Linked DNA regions of Mus musculus: all the other regions are linked to region 2. A link is a loop called in an ENCODE intact Hi-C map of the cell type or tissue named here. Cell type or tissue: left cerebral cortex. All regions are shown on one strand. Region 1 overlaps Cdk14 (cyclin-dependent kinase 14). Region 2 holds the start of Pttg1ip2 (PTTG1IP family member 2). Region 3 overlaps Cdk14 (cyclin-dependent kinase 14).

What was found. Hi-C counts contacts between places; a loop is a spot of excess contacts. Peaks named below come from ENCODE experiments on the same cell type or tissue, not always from the same donor. Only the 100,000 strongest peaks of a DNase experiment are listed, where the experiment ranks them.
Region 1: it touches region 2 in a loop (3.0-fold over the local background); 2 of 42 quality-filtered maps call a loop at or near these places.
Region 3: a loop joins it to region 2, with 2.7 times the contacts of the local background. A loop is called at or near these places in 9 of 42 quality-filtered maps.

Annotation. Positions count from the first base shown.
Region 1 is chr5:5,280,819-5,288,818 of GRCm38, forward strand. All of the region lies in intron 2 of Cdk14 (cyclin-dependent kinase 14), which reads right to left. Among named protein-coding and RNA genes, the nearest start is that of Gm30151, 86 kb to the right of the region's middle. In left cerebral cortex, no CTCF peak of the experiment used is centred here; a DNase peak (open chromatin) is centred at 3,919.
Region 2 is chr5:5,478,616-5,486,615 of GRCm38, forward strand. It overlaps Pttg1ip2 (PTTG1IP family member 2), which reads right to left and starts at 528. Exons shown (of 7, transcript NM_001200025.1): 1 at 251-528. The coding sequence starts at 398. Gm30325 (a long non-coding RNA gene) reads left to right here and starts at 552. Exons shown (of 5, transcript XR_868230.3): 1 at 552-654; 2 at 2,381-3,242; 3 at 6,722-7,327. In left cerebral cortex, a CTCF peak has its summit at 3,225 (motif pointing left); a DNase peak (open chromatin) is centred at 3,236.
Region 3 is chr5:5,263,347-5,271,346 of GRCm38, forward strand. The region is part of intron 2 of Cdk14 (cyclin-dependent kinase 14); the gene reads right to left. Among named protein-coding and RNA genes, the nearest start is that of Gm30151, 100 kb to the right of the region's middle. In left cerebral cortex, a CTCF peak has its summit at 3,333 (motif pointing left); DNase peaks (open chromatin) are centred at 536, 1,612, 2,287, 2,670 and 1 more place; H3K4me3 peaks cover 3,308 bases; H3K27ac peaks cover 3,313 bases.

The DNA.
Region 1 (8,000 bases), 200 kb before region 2:
AGACCAAAGTGTGGACACTGTGCCCCTTCTTAGAATTGGGAACAAAACACCCATGGAAGGAGTTACAGAGACAAAGTTTGGAGCTGTGACAAAAGGATGGTCCATCTAGAGACTGCCATATCTAGGGATCCACCCCATAATCAGCTTCCAAACACTGACACCATTGCATACACTAGCAAGATTTTGCTGAAAGGACCCAGATATAGCTGTCTCTTGAGAGACTATGCCAGGGCCTAGCAAACACAGAAGTGGATGCTCACAGTCAGCTATTGGATGTAGCACCGGGCCCCCAATGAAGGAGCTAGAGAAAGTATCCAAGGAGCTAAAGGGATCTGCAACCCTATAGGTGGAACAACATTATGAACTAACCAATACCCCGGAGCTCTTGACTCTAGCTACATATGTATCAAAAGATGGCCTAGTCGGCCATCACTGGAAAGACAGGCCCATCGGACAGACAAACTTTATATGCCCCAGTACAGGGGAATGCCAGGGCCAAAAAATGGGAATGAGTGGGTAGGAGAGTGGGGGGAGGGTATGGGGGACTTTTGGGATAGCATTGGAAATGTAATTGAGGAAAATACGTAATAAATAAAAAATAAATAAATAAATAAATAAATATCCTTATATAACAATGATGAAAGTCCCAAGGTGTCTGATCAAGGAGCACATATCTCATGTGCACTAACCTTGGAGTGCTTCTTTCAAAGCTTTGTTGGCATCACAACCCAGGGTCAGGAGTCCCCCACTAGTGCCTTATGCAACTTCTGTTCAATAAATATTTAAGTACGAAGGAGTGTAGATGTTTTAAAATTTAAAAACGACCTTTAGACATTGACCTCAATATTTATATTCAACAGAAGTAGTCACATTTTAAATACCTTTGGGAAGCACACACAACACAGCCATCTCAAAATGGGAAGAAAAAAAAAAAAAAAACAGGGAGAGCTAGCAAATATGTACAAAATCTGAAATGTTTCCTATAACAGCAAGCACAAAAAGGGAATCTGGGTTTTTACATTCAGGCTAAAAGTACAATTCTTCCATTCATGCACTTCACATTTTTATGCATCTTTTCTAGAACAGGAAAAATGGTTTCATACCACAAACTATAGAACTCTGTTGGCAAAACACTTCTCCCTAGGGGAAAAGTAGTTTCTGGTTCTCAGACAAAATAGCTCCAATTTAAAGTAGGTTTGTTTTTTTTTTGGTTTTTTTTTTGGGGGGGGGGGGTGTTTTTGTTTTGGTTTGTTTTTTGTTTTTTGTTTTTGTTTTTTGTTTTTTGTTTTTGTTTTGGTTTGTTTTGTCTTTTTCATCAGAAATATGTGATGACCCCTATGCAAAATATAATGAAAAAGATAAACGATGCTCTAAGCTGGCAAATGAGGCCTGGGTTTGTATTTGTAAGGAATCAGATGTCTGACTTTGGAGTTCTTTCACACAACTGAAACAAAGACAATACAAGTACATGTATGCATGATAAGCCCTCCTGGTAAGGAGTTCTCCCCGAGAAGCCATCAACAGTGATGCTGCTGCTGATTGCTAGGCTTCTTCCCAAATTCTCTAATGCTAAGAATCTGATACATAGACACACTGGAGATGTTTAGATACAGATCCACAATGGCCTATCACATTCCAGTAAACTCCCAACCTACAGTAAACCTGTAACATATATAAATGAAAAAGGCATCCGACTGAGATTCAATAAAAGCAAGTCCAGTCTAGTTCGCTAGCTATAAAGTGTTTTCCATGAATACAAACTGCCCAGACTCAGGAGCTGGTGATCACGGGTGGGGGCCTGAGATTACAACTGATCAGGGACTGACTTCCTGGTATCAGAAGATAAAGCAAGAGCGGCCACGCCCCTTCTCCAAGAACAGGGACCCAAACCTGCAGTGGAAAACAAGCACCTGGGGCTTACACCTGAACAACTCTCACCAAGGAGTCCCCAAGAACACATGTTCTTCAGTTCCAGGTTTCAAAAAATGGCTATACAGAACACAATGGAGGGCACTGAAGGGGGCTTAGCAGTGAGGGGCGTGGGCAAAGCTAAACAACTGATCTAGCATCATGAAGAGATGCTGTGGATGAGTCAGTGAAATCAAACCAATATTCCTGTGAGTATTGGTGGGAGACAAACATGAAATGCTAGTCATTACTAAAGGCTCATTTGCAGTAGCCCACTTAATTCCACTTGTTATTCAAAGAAATGAGCACCGTCATGGCAGCCAATCAGTAAGGGTAAAGTGACATTTAGAGTTGTGAAGCAGTGTAGCCAATGTCATAGCACAAGAGGCAGAGCTGGAAGTCAGGCACGAGTCGGGTGAAAGCATCCCTTGTAGTCCATGCTGCTGCCTAATGCACCAAGCCTCTCGGGATTCTGAATTTGAAGGTTGACCAGAAAGCACCATTTTCCTAAAAGCACCTCAGATCTTAATGAACCACACTGAAATTCTATACTGTGACTCAAATTCTGGTGCCTATGCGTCTGTATCGTGTGTTCCTTCAAAACACATGCTGAGACTCTGGGCTGGCTGCAGACAAGTGAGGACTTTCCAGGAGTCACATCTGAGCTCTGAGGTTACAGTATCTACAGTTCTCCATTCAGTATAATCTTACCTTCTAATGAAGGGGTTGTATCACCTATGTCATCTTTTAGCCTAGAAGACTCTCTGCTCCCATGTAGATAAAAATTGGGGAATTCTGGTATTTATCTACTGAGCAACAAATCTAAATGAGACCCAATCACTGGGCTATCTAGTAAAGTTTAATGCCTTAACACCTCACAAAGAAAACAGCAGTTGTAAGTGGAAGCCATCAATATTTATCTTATGCTAGTCACTCTAAAAATGTGCCCAGTCCGTTCTACCCTACACAATGGGGATGATTACAAAGAGAAGGGTTGCAGAGACTGATCACTAGAATGTCTCTGATATACTTGAAGCACCACAGTTTCTTCCTTCTGTGCAGCTGTACAGCTATAGAAAGGGTAAAAATCCACCAGGTAACAAAGTTGGTCTATGTCTGCTTTGAGGACAACCAGACAACGTCAGCAGTGTGAGAGGGAGACCTGTGTCCATGACTCCTGAAATCAAAGCAGCAAAACTGCTGGGTGTTATCTGCTCAGAACGCCTACCATCCCGGATGGAACATATACAGTCACGTGGAGCATTTAAGGGACTTATACGGCTTGATAAGATTCCTAATTTGTCATTTTTATTGCACCAGTACTAAGACATTCAATAGTTCCTTCTTTCAGAGGCGTTTTGTTCATAATCTTGTACTTGTTCTGCAAGCTTTTTAATGTCTACCATGGTGAAGGAAAGAAACTGGAAAAACTTTATGACTTATATATTGACACAAAGTCAACATTGTCATCCTGGTCTTAATTAGTATTAGTCACAGTTACACAGGTCATAGACAATGCTGAGGCTAGACTGTCTGGGTTCATATCCTGACATATATATCACCTTCCAGATGGTCAACCCCAAGCAAGTACCTTTACCCCTGGCTAGAAAATGGAAATCATCATGACAGCACTAACTACTGAATACTGTGATAAGAATACATTTGATTTTTCTGAAGTTCCAGAACAGTGTTTTGCCACAGAATAAACATTTATACATGTACATAAATGGCGTTTATTATATAAAATATGAATAATGCTGACTGTATGCAGAGATTTTTGCAATGACAGCGAGATGGTTTCCTTACCTACAAGAAGCACATTCCTTCAAAAGGAACTTTTGAAGGTTTTAGACTCGGCCTCATTCTACAAATAATTTCAAGGCAGAAATGTGAAATTCTTACAGCACAGAAAGCTAAAATAAAATCCCAAATAGTGATGCTGGGATGGCTCAGTGATCAAGAAACCAGGCTCTGTTCCAAATGTACACATCAGGGCAGCTCACAACCACCTACAACTTCAGCTCCCGAGGATCTGACGCCCTCTTCTCGCCTCTACTGGCACCTGCCCTCCCATGTGCATATCCACAAGCACACACATAAGCTAAAATAATAAAATACAAATCTTTAAAACAAAACACAAAAGCCCGCATGTAAGGACTGAGACATCTGTTTTCACATGACAGCTTGGCCACAGACCTTTTTTCTCCTCTTCTATCAAAACACGATCTAAAGTCACCAGAACCCAGACCAAGAGAGAAACGTTTCAACAGTGTTGAAGGTGCAATTACTGGTGTGGCTGAGTAGAGGAAGCTCGTGGGGAGCCGCTGACATGGGAGCTAAGGTCTGCACCAAATCCAGACAGGTTGGAAAACGGAGGGAAAATAGGAAGTTTTGGCTGAAGCTGCAGAGCTGCGCGATCTCCTTAGGTCACAGTGAAAGGTGCAGGCCCCTGCCTGCCATTCTGTCCCAGTGTACCTAGGCTATTTGTCATCTGAAGATACTGACATCTATGCCCTTGGAAACTGGAAACACAGCACTAAATTCAAAGGACTGAATACTGTGCTCACTAGAACCTCTCTTCAACTCCCTTGATCTGCTCACATTCCCAGGGCCTGATCTAACCCATTAGACTTTCCTATCCTAGAGAAAGATGTCTCCAAAAACAATTGAATCTTTTGGAAAGCATTTTGTTTGCTGTGTCATTACCCTAAAGGAAAGCAACTTGTTAATCAACCTTGCTCATGGTAAAGGGCTAATCTAAGAGCATGTCAAGACTTATCCTCACACACTGGATAGTATACGATAATCATGCAAGTCACGCACTTCGGAACAGCAGCAAACATGCACAAACAACATACAGAAAAGGGAGACGACATATAACAGACATTACACCGAACAGAACAATGCTTTAATAGTAAGAAAACAGCTAGCCATGGTGCCACACCCCATGGTGCCACACACCATCGTGCCACACACCTAAACCCCAGCATTCAGGAGGCCAAGGCGGGAAAGCTGCATGTCCAAGGCTATCCTGCGATATCTAATGAGACCCTGCCTCAAAATACCAAAGGGAAGAGAAAAGGAAAAGACAATGCATACAGGGACCAGAAAAACAACAGGGTGATGATTTTAAAATTCTTTGGGGACAATTATTTCAGCTATAATTCTGTATGTGGCCAACATACCAACTGAATGTAAAAAAAGAAATCAGGGCAATAACAAGGCCCAAGGAACAGAAAGTCTCCCTGTTGCTCTTCTCTCGAAGTCACTGGTTAACTAATTCTTCGAAATAAGAAAGTAGGCCAGAGTTGGTGACTCATGCTTGTGTCATGACACTTGGGAGACCTGGGCAGGAGGAGTCTGAGGTCAGCATAGGCTGCAGAGTGAGATCCTTCCTAGAAATAAAGTTAGAAAGCAAGAGGTGTGAGGTCATGCTGAAACAAGTGGTCAGGCTGAGGGGACAGCAAGGGAATGGGAGAGCTTCGGGGCTAAGACCAAGTGAAACCAGGAGCCTGGATCCAGAAAAGCAGGTTCTGTGGGACAGAAGCACCTACTGCACTCTGCGACAGGAATGATTTCCAAGAGAGGACAGATGAGAACACAGGCAAATGAGCACATGTAAGCTACTAAGTCAAGCTGGAAACAAATGTTAAAGAGAAAAGCAGTGTGCTACAGTATACCTGTTGGCTCTGAAGAATATATGTACCAAGTCAAGCTGGATACAAATGTTAAAAACAACAGCAGTGTACTATAGTATACCTGTTGGCTCTGAAGAATATATGTACCATGTGCCCAAACAAAGTTCATGAATTTAAAGTGACAGATAAAGTGGCTTATAAGGCTATTTTTTTCATTAATTTATTTACTCATTTAACATCCCAATATCATCCATCTCTCCTCCCAGTCCCCCCTCACACAGCTCCTCCCCCATTTCCTTCTCCACTTCTCCTCTGAGAAGTAGAAGCCCCCACCCTGGTATTGTCGTACCCTGGAACATCAAGTTTTTTAATCAACCTTTGAAAAGCTCCTCAAAACATATTTGGGTAATTATGACATCATTTTCAAATAAACACATGGTCGTTCAACATGGACTGTACATGAAGTTAAGTCATTACAAGATAAACAGATAGTAGAATATCTGTGTGTATCTGTCAAAAAGCTGAAGCAATAAAAACAAAAGGTAGGTTCTTGACCTCCATAAGACTTGTCAGGTGTATCAGCACCATACGGTGGGCAGTCAGAGCAACTCTTCAAGTATTTGCAATAAAACACATCTTTAAACCAAGTCTAAACATGAAATGCACACCATGTTGCCTTTATCTCTCCTTTGCAGATCTTTAAGTGTGACACACACGTGGTATTGACCCTGAACTCATATGCACCAGAATCACTTTTCAACTACCCAAAAACAACCCTGAAATTGACTCACCCTCCCATGCTTTGGATTTTCAGTCACTGAGTCTGGTCACAAAATAACAACTCCAACCATTTCTCAGGATCTCCAGGACTCTTCCTAGTCAGGCATGATGACATCAGCAAGATTCCCCTTGAAGACTCCCTCAGAAGCATCTCACCTAGTTTCCTGCTATTTCGGTCATTTTCCCACATAACTGATAAAGTGTCCTTTTGAAACAGACATGAAGCCGCTTCACTCTACTCAAATTTAGTTTAGTGTGAGTGTTTCCTCTGCATGTGTGCATATGAGCCATGTGTGTGTCTGCTGCCCTCAGAGACCAGAAGAAGCTGGTGAGTCCCCTGGAACTGAAACTACAGACAGCTGTGAGTGGCCATGTGGGTGCTGGGAACTGAACCTGGGTCTGGACATCTCACCACCAACTCACAAATGTTCACTAGCCTGCAAGAGGCTGAGGCAGGAGGATCTTGGGTACAAGGACAACCAAAGCTACAGAGACCCTGTGTCAAAACCCCAAGCCTAAACTTCTTTGCTAGCTATGGAAATGGAAGGCCAGCAGTTGGGTGACTCATGAAAGGAGCTGACACGTAACTGCCCTGCAGGAATGAGCTTTAGTAAGAGAAGGAGCCTCGTGGCCATGGTGAGGTCTTAGGTAGCCTCTGGCGGCTTTCTGTAAGTTTCCAGGGCCAGAAGCAAGTCTTGGACCATGTGGTTTAGTCTAGGGTAGCACAGTTGTCAAAGACCATGGAGGAGGCAGGCAGTGCTGAAGACAGCACATGAGGAGCAGTGAAGCCACAGCCCAGAGGCCTCTAAACAACCCCTTAGTGTGGCAGAGGGAGGGGAGAAGGGTCTAGTGGGTCTCAGGCTCTGGCTGCTTACTTCTTAGGGTGACCATCTTCTTAAAGGGGAAGGCTTTAGTCCAGCATCCCACAGTTCCTGTCTCCACAGTAAATGCCACTTTGTAGCAGCCTGTAATCTGTACAAGGTAGGATACACTTCTGACTCCATCCCTACGAGTTCCCCCTCTCTCACTCGGTTCCACTCCAAGTGGCCCCTTACTGTTGCTGAAAACACTAATGCCCCAGTTATATGAATACCCTATGTCTATGTATATGTAGGCCTCATGTCTATAGAAGTGTCCCTTCTGTGAAACCTGGGTGCTTACTGCCTGCCTCTCTCCACAGCTAAGTTCCTCGGGGACAGGGCCTTTCATCTGGTTTTCCCATTGCTATATCCTCACAGATCAGAACAGAGATAAACACATGCCAAGTGACATTTATGAATGGTCTAAAAATCACTAGGCTGCATGTAGCCAAATGTGAGTACATTTTACAGTTTAAAAAATGGCTTTGGGTAATCATGATGAAAATTTTTTTAAAAACTAAAGTACAGGGGCTGAAGAGATGGGTCAGCAGTTAGGAATACTGGCTGCACTTTCAAAGGACCTGGGTTCAATTCCCAGCAACCACATGCCTGCTCACAACTGTATGTAACTTCAGTTACGGGGGAGCTGACACTCTCAGGCAGACATACGCCAATGCATATAAAATAAAATTTTAAAATTATTTAAAAAAATCACAATACAGAGTACTTAAATGTAAGCTGAGGACCAAGACAATACTGTTCATATTTATAACTTACAAATTATTTGGTTTTATTTTTATGCCTTACTTTCTAA
Region 2 (8,000 bases):
TCTTTTTATATTAAAACGGGTAGCCAGTTTATACCTCCAGCTCTCATCAATACAGTTTAGGTAGTAAAAGGAAGAACAAGTCCAATATTAACAAGATTTCCCCCAAAACATAAAGCTCCCTTAAACATGTCTTACCACCACCACCAAAAGGCAAATTTTGAAACGGACAATTGAGCCAGTCAGGATACCCCAACCAAAAAGCCAGTGGGGTACAGCCATAGCACTGTGCCTGATTTCACAAGTCACTCACCCTTTTCAACGTATTTTGCTTCGATTTTCCGCTTCCAGTGATGGTGGGTTTTAGTCTTATGGTCAGATAAGTTGAAAATCAGCTGGATGAGAGCTACAGAGAGGAAAACGGGCAGGAGGATGTGGCTCCATGCCCTCAGCCAGCACATGGCTCCTCTCCCCCTTTGGGTACCGGACTAGACAGGATAATCCTGCTCAGGGAACCTGCCCAGCCCTGGGCGCTGGGCCCTCCTGTTCTGACCCTTTCATGCCAGCATAATTAGCAGAATCTTAGAATGTTCTGGCTAGAATAAGAACTTCAAGATCACACTCCGGGTGTGCACTAGTCTCAAGCCCTGAATACCACGTGCAGTTTGTCCGCTGGACTTGATCAAGGTCTCTTTCTCTGCCCTCAAAGCCTACTTGGTTTGTTTGTTTTGTTTTTCTGACATATTGTTGATTTTTGATGAAAGGACTAAGTTCTAATTTCCAATGTCCATAATATATAAAGTGGTTTGCCATTCAGGATAGCATGCCTCAGATATAAATGAATCTCTACGATCTTACCCTGCTCGGTGTGGTACACAGGAGGCTGTGAAACTCACTGTCTGAAAACTTCTAGTCCTGCCCTTGACTTGGCTGGGACAGTTGGTGTGTTCTAATGCAGTTGGTCAACATATGGTGTGTTTTAGGTAGTATACAGATGAACCTCTTATTTTCATAATCTTTTAGTAGTTAAAATATACAATGACAAGGATATAAACTTTCCCCTTTAAGGTAAATCTATGTTTTAAAAAAATGAACTTTCAGATATATAATAATTGTACACAATTAAAGGACAAGGCAGGCATTGGGGGAGGTTGATCCAGAACGACTGGGCCTGGAGCACTCCTGACTCCGTGTGAGCATGGAGAGTGAACGCTAAGTGATGGGAGACGATGGCAATGTGTCCTTCAGCAATGACCATTCTGTTTGTTTTTAAAAATGGATGATGGAATGGTTTCCCATATTCCTCACATATTTATGATCTATATTGTGACTTACTAATGAAGTATCTACTATTGACCCGTAAGAAAGGAGGAAAGACATGATCAAGAATTCGGTTTTTTCCTTGTCTATTAGGCAGACATGAAACAGAGCACTGTTTGCTGTAATATGAAATGTGTTCTCACAAGCAGGGGAGACACAAATGCAAAATGAGAAAATGAGCAGGGATATCAAGAGCCCATTTATAGAAAAGTAAAGTCCAAGTAGGAAATAAATCCCGAGGGGAAAAAATCATAGCTAGTACAAAAAAAAAAAAAGAGTAGTAATGAACTGTGATGCTGTGTTCATCGGGTGGGCAACCGTTTACAAAGGAAACTAACCCTGCTGCTGGACATGTGGGGCAAGCCACCTTTGGCACAACTGTGAATTGCTAGTGCCTTTGGAAAGCAACTGGAGTTAGCTGCTACATACATACACATACATACATACATACATACATACATACATACACACACACACACACACACACACACACCCTTCCGTCATCTCAGGAAGTGTGCTTCTTGCTGCTCATTGGCTCTTATGGTGCAGCTCCTGACATGGAAGCAGAACCTGAAATGTTAGAACTGGGAGACTCCAGGCGTTGAGTTCTTCCTCGCTCAGGCCTGGGCAAATGATTCTAAGTGTATCCAATTTAAGACACTCTTAGAGCTTTTACAGAAGGCTGGAGCAAGGATGCATGTCTCCTCTGGTTTCAGACTTGGAAGGATTTGATCTGCTAAAAGCCACCATGACATAGAATCGGGCCGTGAATGCCCAGATCAAAGCACACGTGCGTGGTGAGCTCAGCTGTTGTGACGCAGACTCCTGCGCTGTATTCATCCGCATGCTGTGCTTCCTGCAAATGGCTCAGTCAAGACTAAACACTGTAGGGATGCTAATAGGAGTGGGAGATTTTGGCTTACAGACTACCCATAAATCTCTCTGAAACTTTCTTGGAACTGTGAGGTGTTCTGAACCCCTGCCAACCAACACTTCTGTCTTCTCTGCTTCACAGGTGTTAGTGCTGTACGAGGGTTTAAAGGTTCTCCATGCCTTCTCTGGCCCTTCCCTTTTCATCTTTTCCAACAGTGCCCTAATGGATAACCTGCATGTATTTTGGCAGATGACTCTTCGAGGACCCAAACTAACACAAACACTGCTGGAAGAGTTCTGGGACGTGGTGCTGTGTTCGCCAACACTACTTAGCCTCACTCTGAGTGATGGTTAACTGGTAACTGTAGTCTGGGAGGGTGCTTTAAAGGAGAAAGCACAGATTGGTTGACTTGAACACAGAATGGTTATAGTTCTAGAGGTTATACATCTAAGATCAAAACGGAGGCAAGGTTGGCCTCTGCTGGGGCTTCTCTAAGTTTCTCGAGTGGCGCCTTCCTGGAGCTTTTCTCACATCTCCTGGTAGCTTCTCTCGGGGCATGCAAGCCCCTGGCAGCTTTTCTTCCCATAAGGACGGAAGTATTCATAGCTTTGGATCCACTTTTATGATCACATTTAGCCATAATTTGATCCTCGAAGTCCCTGTTTCTAAACTGTAATACGGGGGATAGGACTTCAGCACATGAATATGGAGGGAACCCATTCACTCCCTCATAGTTTGTCACAGTTTGAAGGGTTTCCCTGTTGTCATTCAGCTTACTGGTTCTTTTTTTTTTTTTTTTTTTTTTTGATCAGCGTATTCTTTGTCTTTCAAAATTATTCCTGGTCCCCGCCCCACAAAATCATTCCTCGTGCTTGTACAAACCCTGCTTCCTCTCTCTTCCCTGCTTCAGAAGTAACCCCTGATCTTGCCATAGTCAAAAGCAAATGTGTGCCCATTAAAGTAGTTCCCAGGCACTTTTTTAGATTTTTGCATTGATCAGGTACAGAGTCAATATTTCCAAAAGGTGGAAATAGCCAACAAACAGAAGAAATCCTGTCCATAAATTTCAACGTGTGACAACTACTGCCACCTGTTGGTAGCAACAGTAATGGTGTGTTTTTTAGTTTAGTTTGTTGGGGACCATGGAGAGGATGGGAGGGTAAGGGTGATGTAATATCTCTGTTACTCTTTGCTGTTCCTTACCCCTCTGCCTCAGTGCAGAGCCAAGTTGAAGAATTCATTAGAATGCTTAAATAAAGGGACAAAATGCAGAGGTGTGGCTGAAGTTACAAGAACAAAGGACAGTGATGCACTTAGGGGTTAGAGTGAAGGCAAGATGCTACCAGATACCATCAGCAGGGACTACACAGAACGCTGGATCAGAAACAGCCGCTGCTCGCTGAATGAGAGCTGTGGTCTCAAGGCTGCAGAAATTCGTTTGTTTGATAGAGTAGGAGGGGGACATATATCACAATCTCTCTCCCTCTCTCTCTCTCTCTCTCTCTCTCTCTCCCCTCCATTCTTAACCCATGCCAGAGAGGCAAAGAAACTTGGGCAGTACCTCTGCGAAGGACAAGGCAGGGCAGGGAGGGATGGAGGGTGGATTTGGAGAGTTAACCAGCACTTTACCAACATAACCAGACCCATTCCTATAAACAGATGAAAATCACCTCATATTGTGCATATTTACTTTACATGTCTGATACCTATATTAACCTAAGATTAAGTTATCAAATATCTCATCTGTGATGGTGATACTCCTGTACCTCGTTACAGAGGAAATCAAAAGTATTTTTAAATAAATGAAAGAATGAATAGACTCTCATTTTCTGACTTCAGTTTAGCGTCTTGCTGGAGGGAAGGCTTAATGCAGCCTGTGTTAAGTATGAATGCTCGGTGACTTTCTATCTTGAGTTCAACATGCCAGCATTCCAATTTTGAATGATACATATATCAACAAAAGATACAAGGTAAATTCTCCTAGATCCTGGTTGTTGGTTTATGTGAGGAACAAATATGAATACCATTTTCTATGACTCTTCCCCCCCCCAGTGTGTCTTTTTGAACATAAAGTATATAGCATATTTTAAAAATAGTCTACTATATTTATCTCTAACCTGGCTAAACATTCACAACAAAGGCTATAAATGGAAGTGAAAGTCACCTTTATCTCTAAAGGCAGCAGTAAGATCAACCCCAACTGCATTCAAATGTGGCCAGACAGCTGAACTTTTAAATAAATAGCCTGTCAAAGGACAGCAGATAAACAGTACCCCATCTGCTTACAGCTTAATCAGTGGGTATTGTTATAGTCAGTGCCTACATCTCTTCTCCTAAAGACAGAAAAACTACGCTTGCAGTGACTAATGTCCTTCCCTTTCCTCTGACCATTGTAAAGGTACTATACCTGTAGAAGGTGCCTGATCGGACATTTAAGACAATCAGACAAGGATCCTCATCATGACTGTCTAATTACCATGTTGACAGAATGACAGGATCACATCAATATTTTAGTAGTATTGTCAATCTCTAAACCCTGGAGCAGTTAGTTCTCTCTCCAAATGTCACAGTCCTTGGACATTCCTCAGAAGGGTGGGGGAGAATAATGGAAATTGTTGGTACTCTGTTGTTAGAGAAAAAGGAATGTTTATAATCTACAAGGCATTTCTGGGCGTGCATATATAGCATGGAAAGGCGTTTCAGTGGAAAGCACATACATTCTGACGGACGAGTGTTGCTAAGTGCACGATTCAGCAAATGTTCCACTATATTGAGTTTCAGGCATCGGCTGAATTATATTATGGTGAGATTTGTGATTAAGGTATGTTAACTCAAAACGACAAGCAAGGGCATTTAAAGCCCACATTTCAATGAAACCTGGCAGCCCAAAAACAGCTGCCTTAAGTCCACTCCTCTAGTATTTCAAAGGAAGAATATCAACGGGTTTCTGATAGCATATGTGCCAACTGCAGAAATTCTAGAGCAGTGTGAGAGACTGTGGGTGAAAGGTCACACTGCCTTGTACAGATGGCACGTTTAATTATTAAAGAGCATTTTTCATCATTTAATCATCTCAGGCCTTGAAATAAAAGGTCTTCTTGGGTATCCTGAAGTTTATTGCAACCTAAACTCCACTCTCTGACTTGTGTGAAGCCAGTAAGTAGCATATGTTATTTCATACCCTAACTTGATTTACATTCTCATGGGAGTTGGATTTGTTTTGCAGGCAGGCTCTAAAAGACATCTCATGGGGGAAAAAAGATGAAGGTCATGTCTTTGGCAGAGAATTTTTAAATTAAATCTTTGTTTCAGTCTTAAATCTGGCTCAAATTCCACCGGAGAATGGCATCTTCTTCAAAATTACTTGTATGTCTGCTACACAATTTCTTCTCTAACTTCAAAATGTTTTGAAAAATAGTCACTGCAAATTCTGTCTACATACACACATACAAAAATCACATAATACTGTTAGTCTGGTATGTGATTGTCTTACTTTACCTGCAGCTGACAAGAATGCCCTGCCTGGCAAAAGAAACCTCAGCAGAAAATGTGAATTTGGCTCCCAGTTTGAGCTTACAGTCCATCATTCTGGGGAAGGCACAGCAGCAGGGGTGTGGTCAGCGCTGGTCATCTGTCCTTGAGAAACAGCGAATGATGAAAGCTTGTGCTAGCTCATTTTATTTTTCCTATCTAGTCCAAGTCTCTGGGAATGGTACCATCCACAGTGGGTGGGTCTCTTTTCCATCTCAATTAACATAGTTAATTATTAAGGATAATCTAACACATGCATGCCCAGAGGTCTGTCTCCCAATGACTCTGAATCTCCTGTCCTTGAACTGAAGTCAAATCTCACGAATTTAGTAAATCCCGGGCTCTCTCACCTTGTTAAATACACACATTTGCATGCAGGTGTTGGGTTCACACAGATGTGGTTTTAAACGGAAGATGTAGGATAATGGATGTGTTTATTTCATTCCTTAAAAATCAAAATCCATCAGGGAACTTTTGCCATGCAAGACTAGTTAAAAAGCACTCCTTAAAGGAATGGCAGCAACTCCCGGCAGGTGCTGAGCAGGATTGAACTCTCGGAGCTGACCTTAGCCCTATGAAATGAAAAAAATGATCAAGCAATACACTTTGTAAAAATCTGACTCACGTCCTGTTTTTGCTAAGTGGTGGGAACAGTGACTTTACAGTCACTCATTTAATACCCAAAATTGTCACCAATACTCTTGGGCTAAAGACTACTGGGGTCTCCTCTGTACTTGAACAGTGAGGTTTGCTCCTTGTTACAAGAGAGAGAATTCACAGCATGGGAAAATGTGAGTTGTCTTAGTAAAAAGGTGTTAGGAAGCTGTATCCCAGAATTTAGACTTGTGTTAGAAATTTGAGAGAAATCTAATCTTAAGGATTTTCTCCTCAATTGATTTCTAACACAGAGTGGAGTTAATCTTATCTAGAAGGAAGACTATAGAACATCTGACACTGTAAAGGGTAATCAGAAGGATAATGCCAACCAGAAGAAAGGTAGTAGAATCAGGATTTGAAGTGGGTGCCTAGCTATAGCCTGCACGTTTTTCTTGTTTCCAGACACTGTCAACAGAAGCAGCAAAGAAGCAAAACCGAGTAGGAAGGATGTTCCACGATGCCTCGGTTTCACAGTCAAACAAAGGACAGGAAGAAGAGCTCAGTGAATAGATTCCCATCAAGTTTGCAAAGTCTTGGCCTTACGTGATGCAGTAATGAGACAGGGTGATTTAGACAGCTGACATCCACGATGCTAGCCTGGTGCCTCCTTGGAGTTTGTTTTTACTCTGGTCTCTTTCAAGGCTCCTAGATCTTTTTGGTATTATGTGGGGAGGTTCTGTCAGGCGATGGCTAAATTAACTCTTGATGAAAATGCATAGTAGGAGAATTGAGCACAAGCTGTGTTCTCAACGGCAGATCTTTCTGATCTTGAACAAGAAAGCCCTGGCTTCTTCTGGGCTAGCCTGCCTTTGCTCACTACACACAGTTCCAGAAGCTAGTGACAGTCATGATTTCTTCCTTGAGCCAAGCCATCAACATATATATGAAGGAGAGGCCTCTTGGCACCAATCAGTAAGTCCAGTGGGATGTGGTGTCATGTGACTACAATACCAGCACTGGAGAGATGGAGACAAAAGGATCAGGAGTTCAACCTCATGTAGCTTCAGAGTAAGTTCAAGGCCTCCTACGCTACATGAGACTTTGTCTCAATACAACATCACAACTCCCCCCTTGGAAAACAGTATTTCTCTATCCAGATCCTGGGGTAGAGTGAGAGATAGGGGGTTAGAGTTGACAGGAGGCTGCTCTCTGAGGAGATTGTCTGTTCCTTTCACCAAGATCCCCAGAGCTTTTTTTTTTTTTTTTTTTTTTATGACTACAGAGGCTTGGCTTTTTATTTTTAGATTTATTTATTGTATGTATATAAGTACTCTGTCTGCATGCACACCTGAATGCCGGAAGAGGGCACCAGATCGCATTATAGGTGGTTGTGAGCCACTATATGGTTGCTGGGGATTGAACAACCTCTGGAAGAACAGACAGTGCTCTTAATCGCTAAGCTGCCTTTCCAGCCCCAAGCTTGCTTTCTTGAGGTCTGATTCTTCAGTGTTTTTGTTTTTTTCCCCCCTGAGTCCTTTCAGCTTCTCAGAATATTTCCAGAATTTTCTTCAGGCTTTGTTGTTTGTATCCAAAGGACCCCATGTGACAGATTTATTGCGGAATGTTTTCTATTTCTGAGAGTTTGGGGACAATGTCCTTTAATGATGTCAATTCAACACAAGAAAGGACACCCTGGAAGCAGTGGCTTTCCCATTCTTAGGGAAATGGGATGACATCCCCA
Region 3 (8,000 bases), 220 kb before region 2:
CATAGAAAGTAGAACCAAGGTTGTCAGGGGTGAAGGGAAGGGAGAATGGTAGAAATATTTAATGACTTGGAATGATGAAGAAGTTCTGGACATGGATAGGGGTAATTATTTACCACAAAACACTGAATATACATAATAATGCCACTAGACTATAAATTTAAAAATGGTAGGTTTGGCAAATTCTGTATAATGTGTATTTTAAACACAGTTTTAAAAAAATCAAAGCATACAGTGTCTCTCTCACAGTTACCAAAATGGAAAAGCAAACACTCCCCACAGATTGTTTTTCTTCAAAATATCTTTTAAAAACAAGATTCTAAGATCCACGAGGGCAGAAACCAGATAAACCTGTTCCATTCATCATTGTCACCAAGTAGACTCTCCACCAAGGCTTGCATGTGAGTGACTGCCTACAATAAAACAGGCTCTCCTGAGCCGCCATTCCACCATCTAGAACGTTCCAAATTTACTTCTTGTGAGGTAGTATTACTATACCTAAGCTTCTGGCCGCTCCTCTCTACTGCTGCAAGTATGTCTCCCAGCATCTTATACAGAGACACTGAATGCCTGCATGATGAAGACAAGTGTGGTTTTAAAATATATGTCGCATCACCACACCACTAGCCCCCTTTTTAAACATCACGTTTTGCAGATATTCCATTCCTCCTGTTGTGAGATGAAAAAGAAACAAAAAACAAAAACCTCGCAGTGTACACAAAGTGAAGGTAGAAATATAAATAGCTAGAACATAGCACTCTCAGAAGACAGAAAACAGACTCATCTCAACAGACTTAGATATAAAACACCAGTTTATATTTCTCTTTCCTTTTTAGAGAATAATAAACGACTGATCGAAATACAAGAAAATTCCAACTCTCCTTTGAACAAAATCCAAATATTCATTCCTAGAAATCAAAGCCCAGTTTTATGCTTAATTTTTAATAAGTACAGAGGCTCCTCCTCCAATAAGTCACTTACTATAAATCTTAGATTCCATCTATGTTTTTCTCGATTAACTTATAAGGTAATGAAGTAGTCTTTCTTACTTTTTTGTATCACAAAATTATATAAAAACTACTTTCTGATCAATATGCAAGTTATTGAAAATCTGGTCAACTAATATTCACTCACTACAACATTCACATTTCAAGTTAATTCCTAAGTTCAAACATACAAAGTAAAATATTTTAAAGCAAAATATCAAATGCTGACACCCTTAAAATTTAGCACCCACATAAAAGGTAGACCCAGACAAATTCACAGGATCATCTAATGTATTAGTCTCTTATGTAAACAATATGAAAATATATCCTTCAACTTCAAACCCCCCTGGCTACTTAATACCATGCCCCAATTAATTAAGTAAATAGATATTCATCCTCTGTCAGGGTTTATATTTCAACCTTGCTTGTCATCTTCTTCATGAACAGGCAAGCCTCATTTTGGTGTAGCCTGTCTACTAGCCCAGCCTTTCTTGTATGCAGGGGTTCTCCATCAGCATCTATAATGCTAACAGCCCACTAGTAGAGCTAGCTGGCACTTCAAGCAGAACTGCATGAAGAATTATCACTTCTATGCAGGAGAGCAAAACCATTACAGGTATAAAGATGCCAAGTGGCAACACCCTGACCTCTACTCAGAAACACACACTCAAAGCAGGTGCATGTCAGGGCTCGAGGAGGAGAAGGGGTAAGGTGATCAGAGAAGCAGCCCCGGATTTCTAGTATAGTAGAGATATCAATTCTACTCAGACCCAATCCAGCTAAATTCACAGACATCAGTTTACCCAAAGGAAAAGTGGTCTCCCGTCCTTCAGTTGATTGACTCAGAGGGCATTCAGCTAAGCATAGCCAGGCAAAACCATATGCAAGATCTCTTTAAGCTATAAAAAAAAAAAAAAAGGTAGACTAGTTTCCAAAGAAATCAGACTCGGCTATGGCAAAGAAGCAGTCACTGAACATTTTCTTCATCTTATCTGCTCCTGGTGTTTACAAACTCCAGGCAATAGCCTTGGGAGCCTCCGGGGATTCGCTGAGTAACCCCGTCGGATCCTTAATTTAAATACCCCATTATCAATCTCTGCTGGTTTTGGCAGTTAAATAGAATCGACTGAGTGGCATGACATGCACAGAATGAATCCTTTTCAAGTTGTAAACGAGTGAGTCAGGATTCAGACTTGCCGAGATGCTCCAAATTAAAGCCCTTGCTATGATTCAGGCATGCTCTGTCTTACCGTTTATGCTGTTGTCTCTCTTGAGCCGGATTCACCTGGAACTCCTTAACATATCTCTAGCAATGTGTTTGCACCAAGCCAGCCTCAGACAGCAACTGAATTCACATCTTTCTGCACTAGCAAGCTGAAATGGTACGGCCGTACTACAACCAAGAAAGGGGGAAGCACAAAAAATTCCAGAGATCACCCAGAGAAGCTGATCTCAGTGGAGCAAGACCAAAAACAAAAAAACAAAAAAACAAAAAAACAAAACAAAAAACGTTTCAGAAGAGCACAAAGAACATGCTAACAGTCGGTCTTGAAAGCTTTAATAGGTCAATTTTTTTTTTCCCTAGAATGATCTCTTTTCTTCCTCCAAACACGATGGACTTGCCTGTGGGGTTCCCAGGAAGGCAGAGTGAGCGGGCTCTGCAGCAGCATTGCAGCCAGAGGAACCACGCATATGCTGTCCAGGCAATCCACTACACCCTGTCTCTCCAGAAAGATATTGATTTGCAATGCAGTGCTGCTTCAAAAGCATACAGAACGGGAGGCAGACAGCTCGCGGTAATTGCACATGAGGAAAAACATTTAATCAAAGGGATGCACTTTATCCTGCTCAATTCAATTTTTAAAGGCACTAGAGAAAGCCAGAAAGTATCCTGAGTGACAGTGCCATTAAATCATCATCTGAGGTCCTAGAGAAGGCCAAGTTTAGGCTACCAGCGTTCATGTTACAAATGCTTGGGAAATGGTTTGATGTGTCTATATGCATAACGTTTGTCATATGTAAATGAGGCATAATGAGGACTCTAAAATTACCATGCACCAAATGCAGGAGGTTAGATTTTTTTTTTTTTTTTTTTTTTTTTGCACAGGTGTAGCACTTACTGAACCAAAGTGACAGTTGCATAATTATGAGCCTGAAGAATTACTGATGGGCTTAGGACCCATGACAGCATCAAAAAACAAAACAAAACAAAACAAAAATCCAAAAAACAAACAAACAAAACAAAACAAAACCCTGCAAACCAGGGCATGCAATCTTTAAGTAAATTGTGCCAAGTCATGCCAGAGGGTACTGGGTGGCAAAGGAAAACTAACTGCTACTCTCTTAGCGCCCCCTACAGGAGAGAGGCTGATCTCTCCCTCATACTTGAACTAGGATTTTCTATGCCTGGAAAGAGAAGCACCATGGTTCAAAAATTAGAGTAAGGTACAGCAAAACTGAAAAATAACTTACAGAAGAAATTTTAAAATAACATGGTAATCTATAATTATAAATATTCAATTTTATGGTAAATTTAGTAATGAGAGACGGTAACTACTGTGCTAATGGTGAGTGGCCAGTACTCCCCAGGCGCTGGGCTTGAGTCTGTGTGTTGCCAGAGGCTGAGGAAGAGACCATTCACCCATCACAGCCCAGTGGATACAAATGAAACACTTCTCCTTCATAAGACGTCATCCTCATCACTCCAAATATCACCTGAGAAATAATCAACTTGATTTTTTTTCTGCAACATGAAAGAAAAAATAAAATATAAAAAAATAAAATTTTCATTTAAATAAAAACTATTATGTGCTTTTTTCTTTATCAAAGCTAAGAAATAAACACTTTTGGGGGAGGGGTGCGTATGCATAAATATGCTTTGGCAAGCCACAAGTCAAGTTCAGATGCTGTTTCTCGGAAGCTGTCCACCTTTTTTTTTCCCCCTCAGTTTCTCACTGGTCTAAACCATTTCCCCAGAGCTAAGGTAATAAAACCTCATGTGCTGCCATGCCAGGCTTTACACAGGTTCTGGTATTGCATGGCAAACACTTTTCTGATGAAGGTAGCTGCCCACCCCAAGTTTTTCCCTAATATCAGAAAGTATTTTAATTGTGTGAACCACGTGCCTGAAGAGTAGTGGTCGTCCAAAACATCTTTAAGGCCTTGAGATTCTCGATAGGGTTGCTCATCCTTCCAATGCACAAACTCTTCTTTGGCAAAGCCAACACTGCTTCAAATCTGAATCATGTAGGATTTAATTATCTGTCACATCCTAAAATGCTCTTTTATTATTGCTACTGTCCCCATTTTAAGGCTCTGAGTACAAACCATGCCAATCACCGGCTTTTTTCATTACTCTGTAACACAAAGCGAGGCCTCTAAAAACATTGATTAATTCTTAAACTAACTCATCAATTTTTCCCAACTCCATGTTTTGGGTCTAAAATTATCTTAGGTAAACTCCTTCCCACAATTCAATGCTTAGGTTCCATGTCAGCTTAGTCACTTGGCCACAACAGTTCTTATGGTTTGTTCTTCCTGAAACTGTGGGTGAACTAATGTGGTATGCAAAGGGTTAATGCGACAAACCATAAAAATAACAAAACAAAACAAAACAAAACAAAACAAAACAAAACAAAACAAAACACCTCTCTATTTACTCCACAAGCATGCACTTGTATACACAGCACTGTGAACAGCTACATACATTCTCTACATCCAAGGAACTAAAGGAATGATGACAAATAAAGTGCCTACTATTCACAAGGACCTGAGACATATAACAGGTCATATTAATGTCTTAACATTACAGACATATAAACGCATAGCAAGCAAGACATGAAATTATCTGTAATAATCAAATACCAAAATTAAATTTGCAAGTAGATTAGGCTAAATCTAACTCAAAAAGAAACTTCAGATAATGATTTCAAACACTTATAAAAGCTATCCGAAAATGATTCTAAATAAGTAAAACAAGTTATAATAATGTAATAAAACATGCTTATTATTCTTCTAACAGAAGGTCTCATTATGTAGCCCTGGATGGCCTTCAATGGTCCATGTCTGCCCTCAAACATTTCATCCTCATGCCCCAGACGCCAAGCATCCCTGGCGATGTAAGTTTTTGACATAAGCTCCCTGCTGTATCTCAGGAGACTCTTTAGAGTAAGTAACATAAATCTGAGGAGCCTGGGCTCTGCTTGGATGGGAAAAGCACGTGAGCAGCCACGTGAAGCCTCAGCCGGAAGCTGGCTGAGCCGATGGCCAAGCACAGTGGCAGCAAGAAGGTTCAACAGTAGAGCTTAAATGGTCGTGTGTCGCGTACCAGGAAATCGGGCATTTTATCCCATGGGAAATGGTGGTTGCCTTGATTCAAAATGTCCATCTTAAGGGAATTATAGACAGATAGTGGGCTAGGTGGGGCTTTTCAGTTTTTAACAAGGAACTGGTATAGAAAATAAATCTGGACAAGGAGGAAAGGGAAGACATTCTGGAAGCAAGGACAAATTTCTGGACAAGACCGTAAAGAAGGCAACGGAATTAGGGGGTGGACAGATAAAGAGGTGTTTCAATGCTTGCTATTGACTGGACTGGACATGAGGCCCAGTAAAATGGGGGGAGCTCAAGTTTAGTCCTGAAATTCTAACATCACAAGGAGAAAGTGGGGGCATAAACAACCAACGGATACGAAGGAAAGGCGGCCGGTGGAGAGGAAGAGGTGTTCTGGCAAAGGCATGTGTGCGTTCATGCTCAACAGCACACGGCTTGCTACATGCCTTCACTCATTCCCCTAATATCTGGGGTGAACCAAGGTGCTAGTCCACCTACTTCTAAATCAAAGGAAAATGAAGCCAGAGATAAATGCTTGCAACCAGCCTCAGTCCACCTGAAACTAGAAGATAAACCATTTGTTCCTCAGGCAGGCAGCCATTGGCTGGGCCTGAAGAGCAAGGGCTCCAGGCAGGGCTGGGCGCACTGACTGTGCAGAACTGAGCCTGTTCAGTCAAGCCAGCCATTTTCCACTTCCTCAATGCTGACAACTGCTACAGCCATCTTCACCGTTGCTCTTCTCTCTGCCCTACCACGGTTCTGACCTGCCAATCACTGGCCCACTCTGCTGGCCCTAGCTCTACTTAACTGGACTTCAGCAACTACCTCAGCATAATCTTTCCTCTCCATCCCTAGCCTGCTGCCCTAGCTCTGCACATTAATTTGCTTTGTTCTTCTATTTATCTTCACACAAGAACCCCACCACCACCACCCAAGAATCAGGGGCTTCTCTATGTTAGTCCTGGGTCTTCCTGACACTTTATAAATTGCAGAAGAGCTGCTGGTGACAGGAGTATAAACAAAGTCTGGGGGAGGGTACAGAGTCAAAATGGGCAGGGAGCACGGAGAACTGTAGGGGAAAAATATGGTATCAATAAATACAACTTTAGAGTTGGCCATAAAATAGCAGTCAAGGCAGTGCTGGGACATGGGGCTCATCAGTAAATTAGTCACTGTTTTCACGAATGAAGAACATCTTTACAAGGGACAGTGACATGTATCTGAAACCTCAATGGGACACAGTAGAGGCTACAAAACATTTTGAGATTCAGAGAGAAAAAAAAAGGATAAAAGTTCTTATAAATAAACATCTCATTTGGATTTGTAAAAAAAAATGGGAAAAAAGACTGACAAAGTTTAATCTGGCATCCATGTAAATTCATCTCCGCAATGAAACCGAAGTTAACCTCCCGAAATGCTTCCCTGACTTGAGATGGCTCTTTCTCCAGCGCCCTGGGGAGGTTTCTGAGTGAGCATTTACAGTCGTTAGCTGACTGCTTCTCCAATGCTGCTGCTGCTTCACCAGGCCTAAGCATTGACCTTGGAGTAAACCTGAAAATTCTACAGCTCAACTGCTCTCCATCAATGGCACTGAGCACCCAAACTTTCATATTCGGATAACTGTCATTTAGTTAAAATAGTTCCTCAAAACACTGCAACTCTGAAGGCGCTGAGCTTAACTACTTAAGAGTCATTCAGTAGCTAAGCTCAAGCTATCCTTAAGCCCTTGGTGCTGTTTATGGGAGCGTCAGAATTGAGAATTTGTGTTCTCCTTTCTGCGCCCGGCTTACTTCCCTCAAGCAGTTTTCTCTGGCTCCATCGCTGCTGGAAATGATAGAATTTCCTTGTTATGAAGACTAATGGTGTCCCTCTGTGTTTGCGCACCACTCCCTCTTTCTCCATTCATTGATGGTCCACATTTATGCTGATTCCATAACTCAGCTTTTCTAAACTGAGGAGTGAACTGTAATAAACACGTTGTGCAAATATCATTTTTGAAAAGTTGATTTCATATCTTTTTACTAAACCACCAAAATAATATAGGCAGATTTGTATTGCCACATCTGTGTAACTTACAGTGTCAACAGAGTTTGGGTGTGATGGGTTTATTCATGTTTCTTGGTTAAAAACAAATCTGTGTTGAAAAAAATATGTCCATGTGAAAAAAATCTTCAGTTATGAAATTGATCTAGTCTGGAAATTGGAAGTCCAAAGATGGAGCTGCTGCTACCAAGGAACGTTAGGCGGTGATGGCTCACAAGAACCTGCATAAAAGGGGAGAGCCCTGAATTTAATGAAAAAAAAAAACAGGTCGATGCAGACTACAGCAATGAATCAGGCCTTTCTTATTTTCACCTTGCTTTCTGCAATCTCATTTGGGACACAGTATTGCTGCTCCCTGGACTTCAGCCCCTTCTTTCTCACCTGTATCCATTGCCTCCTCAATTTCCCTGCTGACAGTGGGTTTGCACCTCAGTCTCTGTTCCCTTTGTCAAATCTTAATCACTTCAGACTTGTACTTGCTTTGAAATATGTTAGTTTTTTGTATACCTGCTGTATACACATGCATGCACCCTTCCATTGATTTGAGTGATATATGAACTATGCATACATTGTCCCCCTGCTTATAAACCAGCGGAAACATGGCTTTGGCTGTGATGTCATGCACCAAGTATGTACACCTGG